Linked DNA regions of Homo sapiens: regions 1 and 3 are each linked to region 2. A link is a contact called in ENCODE Hi-C or POLR2A ChIA-PET data. All regions are on one chromosome and are shown on one strand. Each heading gives the region's core, a stretch centred on a gene start or an enhancer-like site at or near the end of the contact. The rest is flanking DNA. Distances are from core to core; before and after follow the strand shown.

The links. Hi-C counts contacts between places; a loop is a spot of excess contacts on that map. ChIA-PET counts read pairs that join two places held with the same protein, here RNA polymerase II (POLR2A). Pooled maps may share reads with other maps.
Region 1: a loop to region 2 is called in a map with no recorded cell type, with 9 times the contacts of the local background. The contact joins the enhancer-like site here to the promoter of PCED1B-AS1 in region 2. A Hi-C loop is called at or near these places in 1 of 37 single-sample maps with no recorded cell type and 3 of 50 pooled maps. POLR2A ChIA-PET finds 5 or more read pairs at or near these places in 1 of 52 experiments (activated naive CD4-positive, alpha-beta T cell).
Region 3: a pooled map shows a loop between it and region 2 (2.2-fold over the local background). The contact joins the enhancer-like site here to the promoter of PCED1B-AS1 in region 2. A Hi-C loop is called at or near these places in 1 of 50 pooled maps. POLR2A ChIA-PET finds 5 or more read pairs at or near these places in 2 of 52 experiments (activated T-cell and activated naive CD4-positive, alpha-beta T cell).

The regions. Positions count from the first base shown.
Region 1 is chr12:45,666,240-45,670,842 of GRCh38, reverse strand. No RefSeq gene overlaps it. Among named protein-coding and RNA genes, the nearest start is that of LINC00938, 59 kb to the left of the region's middle. Within about 2 kb of position 1,667, at least 4 of the 41 ENCODE cell types and tissues checked have a DNase peak (open chromatin) inside an H3K27ac peak, as active enhancers do.
Region 2 is chr12:47,214,787-47,219,423 of GRCh38, reverse strand. It overlaps PCED1B-AS1 (PCED1B antisense RNA 1), which reads left to right and starts at 2,981. Exons shown (of 3, transcript NR_026544.1): 1 at 2,981-3,040; 2 at 3,160-3,259. It overlaps PCED1B (PC-esterase domain containing 1B), which reads right to left. Exons shown (of 4, transcript NM_138371.3): 3 at 2,735-3,202.
Region 3 is chr12:45,233,048-45,237,544 of GRCh38, reverse strand. All of the region lies in intron 1 of ANO6 (anoctamin 6), which reads right to left. Among named protein-coding and RNA genes, the nearest start is that of ANO6, 19 kb to the right of the region's middle. Within about 2 kb of position 2,189, at least 27 of the 41 ENCODE cell types and tissues checked have a DNase peak (open chromatin) inside an H3K27ac peak, as active enhancers do.

The DNA of each region.
Region 1 (4,603 bases), core at 418-2,917, 1.5 Mb after region 2:
AGCTACTTGGGAAGTTGAGCTGGGAGGATTGCTTGAGCCTGGGAGGTCGTGGCTGCAGTGAGCTGCAATTGCACTACTGCACTCCAGCCTCGGTGACCAAAAAAAAAAAAAAAAAAAATTTATGAAAAATAGTGATTTTTTTTTTTTAAAGACTACTTCTTCTTCCCTACCCCCAGGACTAGTAGAGCCAGAAGGGGGTTACTTTGGGAAATTACTATTTGCCACCAGCTAGAAAAAGCCTGTTCTGTGAATAAGACAAGTGGTTATGAAAGAGGATGTGGTTGGGGTAGATTCAGTTTGTGGCAATCATTTTGAAGCATTCTAAGAAAGGCTTTATCTGTTGGAATACAGAAAAGTGGTATTAATTTCTCCACCTCTAAGTGTAATCATGGCACTTCCCCTTACTAATTCATGTATCAGGTTTGTTGTGAGGATTATGTGAATTAATATACGTGAAATGCTTGGACTATTGCCAGGCACATAGTAAGCTCTCAATAAATGTTATTTTCTTATTATATTTATAGAATGTTAATTATTATGAAGGTGGGCAGCTTCTGATGTGACTGCCAATGATCCCAACTTCCTGGTATTCATATCCTTGTGTAATCCCCTCCAGTTGAGTGTGGGCTTAGTTACTTGCTCTTAATAAAAAGAGTATGACAAAAGTGGTGGAAATACTAATGTCTATTAACAGTAGACAGTGGCTTGTATTTTGCTGGACTCTATATCTTTCCCAGCTTTCACACTTTGCAAACTACCATGTTTGAGAGGCCCACCTGGCACAGAATTAGGGATGGTTTCTGTCCAACAGGCTGCAAGGAACTGAATTCTAACAATAACCATGTGAGTGAGCATGGAAGTGGATCCTTTCCCAGTCGAGCCTTGGAATGACTACAGCCCCACAGGACACATTGATTGCAGCTTGTGAAAGACTCTGAAGCAGAGTACCTAGCTAAATTGTGTCCAAATTCCTGACTCACAGAAACTGTGATTTTGTTCTTTTAAGCCACTAAATTTCGGGGCAATTTGTTATGCAACAAGAAATAATACATTTTTTTTGTTATCAGTATCATAATAATCATTATTATTAGCAATATAACATAGAGTTAAGAATATGACCTTATTCTAGAATCAAATGGCCTGAGTTTGAATCCCAGCTCTTCCACTTACTAGCTGTTTGACCTTATGTCAATTATTTTCCTCAACAGCAAGATGGAGCTAATAATAGTTGTGAAGAGTAAATGAATTAATACATGTAAAAACTCAGGCACTTAGTAGGTGCTGTATCTGCTGGATGCTGCTATTATTTAATGAAGTGGAAACCAGTACACAGACCCTGCTCCTGCTAGTATTAGCCATCAGCTCTGGTTTTCTGTTAAAATCTTTTGCAAACCAAGAATTCTTTCTAGTTTTAGTTTATAAATACATTCAGCCCAGTGCTGAGGTGAGAGGCAAACAGAAAGAATAATGGTTTCTACATTATTTTATGAAGAGAAACTGAAAGTCCTTTCAAGTAAACCTTCTTAAAGATAAGGAATTGGTTTCGTTCTCTGAAAGAGAAGTGAAATTTCATGCCATCTTGTCATCTACACTCAAATATTGCATATTACTTAGATGGATTACAGTAGACAGGGGGATAAGCCCTTAGTTTACATTCACAGTTCTTACATGGCAGGCTCAGAGTAACCATACTATTGAATGCTGAGTCAAACAGAAGCCACAGAAGTAATTAGGTTCTAGTAGTCCAAGAAAGAGCTGGGCAGAGGCAAGGTCTAAAGAAATAACTTCACTAGGTAAGAGATTAAAATTTGAGCCAGTGTAAGATCAGACAAAAGCAAGCTTGAAAACAAAGAGGTCATTTATGGAGGCAAAGATTAGGTGTCAAAAGACCTTTAAAGAACAAAAATAATACATCACATTTGTATAGCACTTCAGGGTTTACCACACGTTTTAACACACAGTATTTTATTAGCTCCTCACAACAACTGGGTAAGGCAGTGCTAATATGCTATTCTCATTTTGAAACAAGGCAATGGAAGATCAGTGGGGTTAAGTTACTTACTTGAGTTCACACAGCCACTAAGTGGGATTAGAGTCAAAACTTCTTTCTGATCTGTGTGATAGAATATTTGGTGTGATAAAGCCATTGGGTTATCTTTTTTCATCAGTTCCTGTGTCATCCAAGATAGGATTATTTAGGACTTAACATTCTTGACCAGGAATGTATACTCTGTGAGCAGGGCATGGCAGACACCTTGTAAGTGAGCTTGAATTTTGAGTTCCAAGTTCCAAGTAGGTTTATTTTATTCCAGTTAACAAACTTTGCTTCTCTCCATATTCCTGTTCAGTAGCTATTTTGTGAGACGTTCCAAACTCCCTGAAATCTTTTGATAAAAATTAAGTAAGAAAATGTTAAGTTCCATGGATATTCGAAAGTAATGACTCCCTATTTAAAAACTACCTTGCACTAACTACCTATGACATTTTCACAATATTTTATGGTATAAGTTTGGAGTTGATTTCAGTATAGAAACACCATTTAATATAATGCGGAAAATGGCCCTGGATTATGCTTTTTGCAAACCATACCCGTCATACAATATAGCAACATGAGGTTTTTTTTTTTTATCTAACCTTAAATTTATCCTTCATAAGCAAATAGTTTATATGTCAGTTTTTATCTTTCTTTGCCAAATACTATGTATCAGTAATCTTTATAAATTTTTACTAAATATAAACAATGTGCCTAGGACCCAGAGATGTCCTTAGGCACTGTAGTCTAGAAAAGGACATAAGTTATTATGTCCATGTTAGGGATTTTTTCCTCTCCTTCTAACACTCAATGCCTTCATTATGTAGCCAGTTGAGTGTTTCACGCTGAGGCACCCTTTCAAATGTGCCATTCTTTGGAATGGCCTTAGGATTCTAGATCTTCCTCTTACTCAGCTGGTCTACTGAGTGCCATATGGTATATTAGGTTCTCTGACGATATAGAGTCTTAGTAGGTAAAAATATATGCAAGCACATTCATTCATTCATTGCATAACTATTTACTGCCCCCATGGAGCTTTCATTCTGATGACAGAGACATTCAATAAACAAGATAATGCAGAAAAATGTGCATAGTGAGAAATGCTAAAGATTTTAAAAATCAGAAAAGGAGATTTAAAGGAGGGTTTTGAAATTTTGGTCGGGAAGACCTCACTAAGGTGAATTTTGAGTAAATAAGTGAGGAAAGAAGCTAAGTGACAAGATGAAAGTCATGCACAGCAAAGGTTTGTGGAAAGTACTTTAGAAACACACACAATGATGTTAATGGCAGCCAATACTCATATAATATATTTTATATTCCAGACAATGTTCAGAGCACTTCATATAGATTAATTGATTGATTTGGGGTGAGGGGATTGGGACAGGGGATAAGGGATGGCTGCACGGAGGTGAGACATTCAGGTTGGCCCTGAACAATGAGAATGAGTGTTGGGACTGGGGAGCTTCTGGATGCTGGGATGTGGTGAGAGAAGTAGGGAAACATGTATGCAAACAGCAGAGACAAAACACACTTGAAGTGACTGGGGAATGTGTCTGGGAGTCAAAGTCATTTTAAAAAATAACTGTCTTGATATTTTTCTAAGAGAAAAAAATCTGTTTTATTGAAGACAATAGCATAAAAGGACAGGGGAGGAGGTGTTTATATTTATAATTCACAAAGTAACATTTTAGGATCTAGGCTTTACCAGAGGAGGGGAGAAAAAAACTTCCACTCATCCCTGCTTACTCATCTCAGGGTAGGCCAGGATTCAAGAAATGACACAGTAGAAAAAAGCACTGTCTCATTCTCATTGAGATAGGAATAATACAGGGTGGTCACAGGAGAATAGAAAATTCCAGGCAGTAGTTTCACATGAGCAGCAAAAGGAAACTGTTGAAATACCTGCGTAAGCTAGGGGCTGATAAGACCCTGAAAAACCAGGGTGTGGGCCAAGCTGGCTATGACCGACTAGACCCTACATGGTGCTGGATTTGACCTAGGTTTCTCCTAGGACCTCATTATATGCTCATTAACATACAAATCACAAACCCGTCAGTGCCATGACAGTTCTGGAAACCCCCTGTTTGGTGTAAAAATGGATGGCACCATAGTTCCAAGAAATCTTCAACTTTTTCCAGGAATCTTCATAAATATACCACCCCTTGGTTAAAGAAGCCCTAAAGGGAGAAGCCCCAAACTCCCTTGTGTGACGCTTTCTTGAGTACGCCCACACTCCCCTTTCTTAAGTGTGGATTTTTCACTTTGTAATAAATCTCCATATTTTCACTATTTTCTGACTCATCCTTGAATTCCTTCTCTTGATGGTGTCAACAGCCTGGACACCAGCTGGGGTGGATATCCCACCAGTGTTTTCCATTCCTCCCCAGCCCACCAATATCATCATCATCCCTTTTTCCAATCAGGCAGATAAAATTGACTCACATCATTTAAGTGGCCACTTCTTTGCCTAAATATCAGGCCAACTTTGGAGGTGCTATGTGGTATAAACAAAACATCTGTCTTCTGGTTTTTGTGCCCATGTTGTTTTAATTTTCAATGTCCAAGATAATT
Region 2 (4,637 bases), core at 1,732-4,231:
ACAAAAGTCCATTTACTCAGTAACAGGAATCTAGGGTTGAGTCAGCAGGCCTGGATTTCTTCCACCTCTAATGCTTACTTTATCTTTGTGCTACTTAGTTTTTTACTTCTTAAATGGGGGAAATAGCACCTATGCTCCTCTGAAGGGATTACCCAAAAGAGTTTTAAAAATGGACATTATTTTATTATTGTTGCTATCATTATTGTTACCATTTTTGTAGTATTTAAATTCTATGTGTAATAGTGTTTCTATGGAAAAAGAAACTTTTTTATTTTTGTTTTTTGAGATAGAGTCTCACTCTGTTGCCCAGGCTGGAGTGCAGTGGTGCAATCTTGGCTCGCTACATCCCCTGTCTCATGGGCTAAAGTGATTCTCCTGCCTCAGTCTCCGGAATAGCTGGGATCACAGGCATTTGCCACCATGCCCAGATAATTGTTCTATTTTTAGTAGAGGCGGAGTTTCACCGTGTTGGCCAGGCTGGTCTCGAACTCCTGACCTCAGGTGATCCACCCACCTAGGCCTCCCAAAGTGCTGGGATTACAGGCCTGAGTCACCTTTTTCCACAGGCGGCCGATCTATGGAAAACATTTTTTGAATTTAAAAATGAGAGCAAGTCTCAGCCAGGTAGAGTGGCTCACACCTGAAATCCCAACACTTTGGGAGGCCAAGGAGGGACGATTGCTTGAGACCAGGAGTTCAAGCCCACCCTGGGCAATAAAGCTACACCTCTGTCTCTAAAAAAAAAAAAAAAAAAGAAAAAAAATTAAAAATGATCAGGATGTGGTGGCGCATGTCTGTAGTCCCAGCTACTCAGGAGGAGGCTGAGGTGGAAGGATACCTTGCACCCAGGAGTTTGTGGCTGCAGTGAGTCGTGATGGCACCACTGCGCTCCAGCCTGGATGACAGAGCAAGACACTGTCTCTGCCTTGGCTTTTACTCACACTATGTTGTAGAGGATTCTGGAAACTTGAGTTCCCACTGCTTTGCCTGTTGGCAGTGCAACTGAGGACTTGCCAGTTTCAAGCTCTACGGCTTGGAGCGGAAGAAAGGACAAGCAAGGTCCAGGGACTAAGGAAGCTGAGGAACAAGAATCTTGTGCTGGTGAAATGAATGTCATACTGCCTATGCACACCGACTAACTTCTCACATTAGGCCTTTCCCCAGGCCATGGTTTTCCCCACTTCAGTGCCAACAACGGACCTAGGGGTTTTTCTCCCTGCTGCCGTGTCCAGCCGAGCTCTCGCTTCTCTCTTCTCCTCCAGCTCCAAAAATAAGTCAACAGCTCTGCACTGCCTACCTTAGAGTTAATTGTGGAAATCAAATGAAATGCTGTGTAAACTCTACAGATGTTCGCTGCTATTGTTATTCTGAGCCACCTTAGCATATCTGGAAAGTGGGCTTAGTGGTTAAGGGAGATTTCCAGTTAAATGAAGCATTTAACTTATTATTTAGCAACATTAATTATTTAGTGGCATTATTTAGCATACCCTCCAAAAAGTATTTACATGTTTTACCAGTTTATCTCTTTATTCTTCTTAAGAACTCTAAGAAGGGCGCGGTAGCTCATGCCTGTAATCCCAACACTTTGGGAGGCCAAGACGGTCGGATCACCTGAGGTCTGGAGTTCAAGATCAGCCTGGCCAACATGGTGAAACCCTGTCTCTAGTAAAAATATAAAAATTAGCTGGGAGTGGTGTCGCGTGCCTGTAATCCCAGCTACTTGGGAGGCTGAGGCACAAGAATTGCTTGAACTTGGGAGGCGGAGGTTGCGGTGAGCAGAGATAGCACCACTGCACTCCAGCCTGAGCAGCAGAGTGAGACTCCATCACAAAAAAACAAAAACAAAAACAACCTAAGAAATTATTTTCTTTCTTTCTTTCCTTTTCTTTTCTCTCTTTCTCTTTCTTCTTTCTTTCTTTCTTTCTTTCTTTCTTTCTTTCTTTCTTTCTTTCTCTTTCTTTCTTTTTCTTTCTTTCTTTCTTTCTTTTTTTTTCTTCTTTCTCTGTCTCTCTCTCTCTCTCTGTTTCTTTCTTGTCTCACTCTGTTGCCCAAGTTGGAATTCAGTGGCGAAATCATGGCTCACTGCAGCAACTCTGCAGGCTCAATCAATCCTCCCACTTCAGCCTCCCTAGTAGCTGGGACTACAGGCCTGTGCCACCATGCCTGGCTAATTTTTATAGTTTTTTTTAGAGACAGGGTTTCATCATGTTGTCCAGGCTGGTCTTGAACTTAGACTCAAATAATCCACCTGCCTCAGCCTTCCAAAGTGCTTGGATTACGGGTGTGGGCCACCGCACCTGGACTACATATTCTAATTTTCTCCATTTTATACTTTTAAAAATTAAGGCTAAAAGATTGAGTAATCTGCCCAAGGTCATCCATTTTATAAGAAGTAGTGCTGGAAGTAAAACCTGATGCCAAGCCTTTGTGGTCAACCACAACATACAAGATTGCAGACAACAGATGCCTCACGTCCCTTCTCCAGTTCACAACTAAATTGGCTGTTTTCTTTCACTGTCCATTTTAATAAATTTACAAGTTTATCAATCACTAATATTTTTGTTATTGCCAAGCACCAGTTGTCTCTTTAGTGTTACATGGGGTGGGCTGAAGGAGGCTAGGGTGCTGATTCCTGTCTACAGTAAGTGCCCAAAAAATGATGGTCTCAAGAAAGGCTGGTCAGAAATGCCAACTTAAAGTTTCAGATAAAATGGAAAAACTGAAAAGTACTTACTCATTAAAGTAACTGGTGATTTTTAAGCATCTCTCTCAGTTGATTCTAGATCTCGTCCCTAGATAGCTTTCTTCCTCTCCTGTAGATCATTGTGACCAGACGGGAGATCTCAGAGCTTGGGCTATAGGGGAAATAGGTTAGCCTCTGGGTGCTGCTGTGCTTGCAAGCCAGCGTCTGGGGAGAAGATGACATTTCCGGTGGCATCTGGGGCAAACGACACAAGTCAGCATTTAGTTTCTTGCTTTAGGAAGCGGAAGACTAATGACCGAAGCTTCAAGACTTTGACATGTGTGAAAACATGAAATGGTAAGTCAATACAAAGACAGCATCTTCCTGGAATTTGGTTTTGAGCTTGTTTTCATTTCACCTTTCTCAGTAATCTGGGTGTAGCTTATTTTGACTCTTCCTTTGATTAAACAATTCAGACCCTTGGCTCTTATTGTTCTTGCTGGTGTGGTATGTTCACGGCTGAAAAGATGGTCAGAAGGGGAAAGGAGGAAGTGAGAAGAAAGAAACAGGGAAATGGTAAGAAGAACTCTACTTTTCTAAATAATATTTAATAGTAGTAATCTTGTGTTTCTGTGCAAGGTGTTACAGTTTACAAACCGCTTTTATTTTTATTTATTTATTTTTTTTGAGACGGAGTTTTGGTCTTGTTGCCCAGGCTGGAGTGCAGTGGCATGGTCTCGGCTCATTGCAACCTCTGCCTCCCAGGTTCAAGCGATTCTCCTGCTTCAGGCTCCGAGTAGCTGTGACTACATGCACCCACCACCACACCCGGCTGATTTTGTATTTTTAGTAGAGATGGTGTTTCACCATGTTGGCCAGTCTGGTCTCGAACTCCTTACCTCAGGTGATCCACCCGCCTTGGCCTCCCAAAGTGCTGGGATTATAGGGGTGAGCCACCATGGCAGGCCACAAACCGCTTTTAAATCCTTTCACTTCATCTCTCCACTGACGTCTTGATGGAAAAATGGCTCAGTCCACACTACAGGAAACCACAGGCCTGAGCCCCAGCCTCAGCTAGATCCAGTATGTGGCAGAGCAAGATAAGAACTTTCTGCTTCCTCCCTTAGTGTTCCACTTGAAACCAGCAGGTAACTCAAGGGGACAGCGTGCTTAAAAGGGAGATGGTTCGTCTGGCGCTGTGGCTCATGCCTGTAATCCCAGCACTTTGGGAGGCCGAGGCGGGTGGATCACCTGAGGTCAGGAGTTCGAGACCAGCCTGGCCAACATGGTGCAACTCCGTCTCTACTGAAAATACAAAAATTAGCTGGGCGTGGTGGTGGGCCCCTGTAATCCCAGCTACTCGGGGGGCTGAGGCAGGAGAATCGCTTGAACCCAGGAGGCGGAGGTTGCAGTGAGCCAAAATCGTCCCATTGCACTCCAGTCAGGGTGACAAGAGCAAGACTCCATCTTTAAAAAAAAAAAAAGGGTGGGGGAGATGGTCTTCTGATTGATTAGATAAGTGTAGGCATTTGTTTTCTTTTGTCTGGAATAATATGATTTCGGGGAGAGGAATATCACTTTCCCTACAAATACCAAGATGAAAAAGAAAAGGAAATAATGAATCAGAAAAAAAAGAGAGAGAGAAAATGCATGACTACAGAAGGTCCCAGTGCATGACTACAGAAGATCAGAATATACCACCCCCAGGTTCCCGTAATCCCAGGTCCTTGGGAGGCTGAGGCAGGAGAATCGCTTCAACCCAGGAGGCGTAGGTTGCAGCAAGCCGAGATTGCGCCACTGCACCTCAGCCTGGGCAACAGCGAGACTCCATCTCAAAAATAAAAAATATGCCACCCCAAAATATAGTTATTTGGCATATTTCGAGCTGATTATTCTGAGCAACTGCAGACACAAGAGTATCTCTGAAAAGCTGTCCTTTTGTAAAATAAATTTA
Region 3 (4,497 bases), core at 940-3,439, 2.0 Mb after region 2:
ACCACACATCTACAACCAACTGATCTTTGACAAACTTGACAAAAACAAGAAATGGGGAAAGGATTCCTTATTTAATAAATGGTGCTGGGAAAACTGGCTAGCCATATGTAGAAAACTGAAACTGGATCCCTTCCTTACACCTTATACAAAAATTAATTCAAGATGGATTAAAGACTTAAGTTAGACCTAAAACCATAAAATCCCTAGAAGAAAACCTAGGCAATACCATTCAGGACATAGGCATCAGCAAGGACTTCATGTCTAAAACACCAGAAGCAATGGCAACATAAGCCAAAATAGACAAATGGGATCTAATTCAACTAAAGAGCTTCTGCACAGTGAAAGAAACTACCATCAGAGTGAACAGGCAACCTACAGAATGGGAGAAAATTTTTGCAATCTGCCCATCTGACAAAGGGCTACTATCCAGAATCTACAAAGAATTCAAATTTACAAGAAAAAAACAAATGACACCATCAAAAAGTGGGTAAAGGATATGAACAGACACTTCTCAAAAGAAGACATTTATGCAGCCAACAGAAACATGAAAAAATGCTCATCATCCCCCGTCATCAGAGAAATGCAAATAAAAACCACAATGAGATACCAACCCACACCAGTTAGAATGGCGATCATTAAAAAGTCAGGGAACAACAGATGCTGGAGAGGATATGGAGAAATAGGAATACTTTTACACTGTTGGTGGGAGTGAAAATTAGTTCAACCATTGTGGAAGACAGTGTGGCAATTCCTCAAGGATCTAGAACTAGAAATACCATTTGACCCAGCCATCCCATTACTGGGTATATACCCAAAGGATTATAAATCATTCTACTATGAAGACACATGCACACGTATGTTTATTGCAGCACTATTCACAATAGCAAAGACTTGGAACCAACCCAAATGTCCATCAGTGGTAGACTGGATTAAGAAAATGTGGCACATATACACCGTGGAATACTATGCAACCATAAAAAAGGATGAGCTCATGTCCTTTGCAGGGACATGGATGAAGCTGGAAACCATCATTCTCAGCAAACTATCACAAGGACAGAAAACCAAACTCATGTTCTCATTTATAGTTGGGAATTGAACAATGAGAACACTTGGACACAGGGTGGGGAACAGCACACACCAGGGCCTATTAGAAGGTGGGGGGCTGCAGGAGGGATATCATCAGGAGAAATACTTTATGTAAATGATGAGTTGATAGGTGCAGCAAACCAACATGGTACATGTATACCTATGTAACAAACCTAAATGTTGTGCACATGTACCCTAGAACTTAAAAAAATAATAATAATAATTAACAACTGACAGTGGCACATACAGTAGCTCTACCATTAATTTGACAATAAACTCTACAGGTTACCTCTTCACAGAATTTATCACTTTTTGAAAATTAAAATTTGAGCCAGATGTCTTCTAAATTCTGTTATATCACAACAGGATTGGGGCTATTTTGCCTATGCATGCACCTGTAACTAATTTCCTTCTCCTGAGGCAGAGAGGACCCTTCTCCCCTTCATATGTAGCCTCTTTCACTTCCAAGGACAGTCAGCCTGATCCAGCCAGGATCCCGGAAGGGGCACTGGAGGCTGCCTGGAAGAACTTGCCCCAAGGGTGGATTAAATACCTGGGAACACACCCAGCTCACAGCTGGAGGAAGGCCACCTGGGATGAGGCAGTCACCCAGAAATGTAGAGACAGACAGGCATGCTAGTTCAGGAATGCCGTCAGTGTGAGGGAGGGAAGGAAAAAGCCAGGAGTAGTTCTCAACTTTTTGGACTCCTGGTACACTTCCAAATACTGGAATTTTTGACTAGGGGACTTTTCTTGAAGCTGTTTTTGCACAAGACTGAGAAAATATCCATTTTCCATACTGAAGAATGAGGAGAATGCTCAAGAGCCACAGGTGCTGGAGTTAAAAGGCGGCATACCACCAAGCCTCCTTGCTAGTTCTGCTCAGATGTCATGCCACTCAACTAGGTCATTCCTCAGCCCTGAGAAGCTGCTTTTGAATAGAATTGTTTACTGCCAGGCCTGGATTTCTATTATGCCCAGGAGGTGGTTTTCCCACATTGCAGTAAACATTTGATCTTTCTTACGTGCCAAGCTGAAGTTAAGCCTCCCATCTCTTATTGCAGGAAACTGTACCCCACTCTTATTCACAGCCCTACTTAGAACAGACAGCACAATATGACTAAGGAAGACTTGTGAAAATACAACAGTTTCATCACAATTTAGGGCTAAGATTTAAGATACCACCAGTATGACAGCTAAAGAAGGGAACAGAAAAGTACAGCTCCTGTCACTAAATCTGTAGGCACAGACAGGCCACAACCAGAGTCTGCTACAGGAAGGAGGAGAAGTAGCACCACATTGGAGAGGACTTTATTTCCAGGGCAAGAGGGTGATTAGGAAACACTGACAAGAGCAACACAGAATCCAAAGAACTAAAGAGACTGAGGTCCTAGGCATGTTTCTGAGATAGGAGTTTGAACAACTGAGGAGGAAAAGGACAAGCCAAATTATTAGAACTGAAAGGTTACTGCTGGACTGATAGTAAACACTGACAAGAGCAACACAGAATCCAAAGAACTAAAGAGACTGAGGTCCTAGGCATGTTTCTGAGAAAGGAGTCTGAACAACTGAGGAGGAAAAGGACAAGCCAAATTATTAGAACTGAAAGGTTACTGCTGGACTGATAGTAAATGCTGAATTGTCTCATCTTGCCTGCCTGGAGTCAGAATTGGTTCCAGAGACTGGAATGTAGCTGAGCTAGGAAGTGGGAATCAAAAGCCCAGGGGTGGGGGTGGGGGGTTCTGTCAAGGCTGGAATTCAGTGAGAGCCTAAAGCCTGTTTTAACTCAGGCAGGGAAGATGACTAAGAGTGGAAACCAGGCTCGAAAAATCATGAGTCATTCTTAAAAGAAACCAACATCAGTGTCAGTAACTTCCCTGGGAACTTGGAAAAGGGGCCTGAACAAATATTTTGGAATCTAATATCCTGCACCAACACTGAACTGCTCCTTCATTTGGATAGGTCACTCTAACTTTTCCGTTCTCAGAGCTCTTTCAGTTACCAAACGAGACTAACAATATCTGTTTGCAATATTTTTACCAGTAAAAAAAAATCAGTAGGAAAAAAGGTGACCTTCTGGAGAAATAAATTATTACACATGAACTCCTTATACATAGGGAGAGTCTGCAAACAGTTCCCTCCGAACCAGTGTCACACTCATCAGTAAACTCATCAGTGCAATAATCCTCAGAATGAATGTGCAGTTCAGTTTCACAATTACAGCAGGACAATTAAAATCTGAATTTCTGTAAAATGAGATAGGAGTGAATTTTCCTCACACATTCTCTTCCAACTTAAGAACACATTTGCTAATTTCCTATAATTGGCAAGGCATTATGTGAACTGCTTAAAGAGATTACAAAAATAACTAAGACCAAAAGCTACCTGACTTTAAAGTAAAAACAGAATTAGAAGGTTAAGGATTGTTAGTCTGCTACCTATAAGAAACGAATACTTCAAGATTTAATTCAAAATACATTTTCTAGATATTCTTATAGTTCCAATACACTAGATTACTACTGATATCTATAACACAGATGAATCCCCAGAAAGATTGTGCTAAGTGAAGCCAGGCACAAAAAACTACATTTTACATGATTTCTTTAGAACGAAGCTCAAGAATGGGCAAAATCAATTTATGGAGGAAGTCTTTAAGTGCTTGCAGGGACCATGTGGAGGAAGGTTGACATGAAAGGGGTACAAGGGTGCTGGAAATGTCCTCCATCTCTTGTTTTGGGTGGTGGCTATACAACTGTCATAACTTAAACAGTTAACAGTACATTTTACTATATGTAAAATATGCTTTTACAATGTTAACCAAAAATATCACTGGACTAAATAAGCAGTACTAGGAATAGAGGGTTCAGACAAGAGCACAGGCAAAAGATAATGTTAATATTTCTTATACTTGATCTCAATGGCATTTATAAAGACAATATTCCCAATTTGAAAGGAATTAGAGGTATTAGATATAACAATAATACAGATATATTACCTGCTAGTTTCAATCACATATGAAAGATCCCTACACAGAAAAATAAGTCACAGGACTGTTTAACAGCAAGTGATAACAGAATTTGCAACCCTTTATTTTTTGCCCTATGAACTGAAAACAAAGCAAGCTTTAATTTGCATCTTCCATATCACTCTATTACTAGGGTGCTTTGGCTATTCACAGGGGAGGAAATCCCCAGTGTGATTCTCTAATATTAGGATTTTTCATGGGCAACAAATATTGAGAGAAGCATATCAGAGTCATCAGTAGGTATTTTCCACCCTCACAGATTGTGATTCATGCCCTACGTGCTTGGTTGTGACTCCCAGCCGAAGTCAGGTTAAACTCTTCCTCCAGACAGGAATGAGTCACATCCCACAGCCAGTAGAGTAGAAGTCTGGAGAGCCATTTCTGGC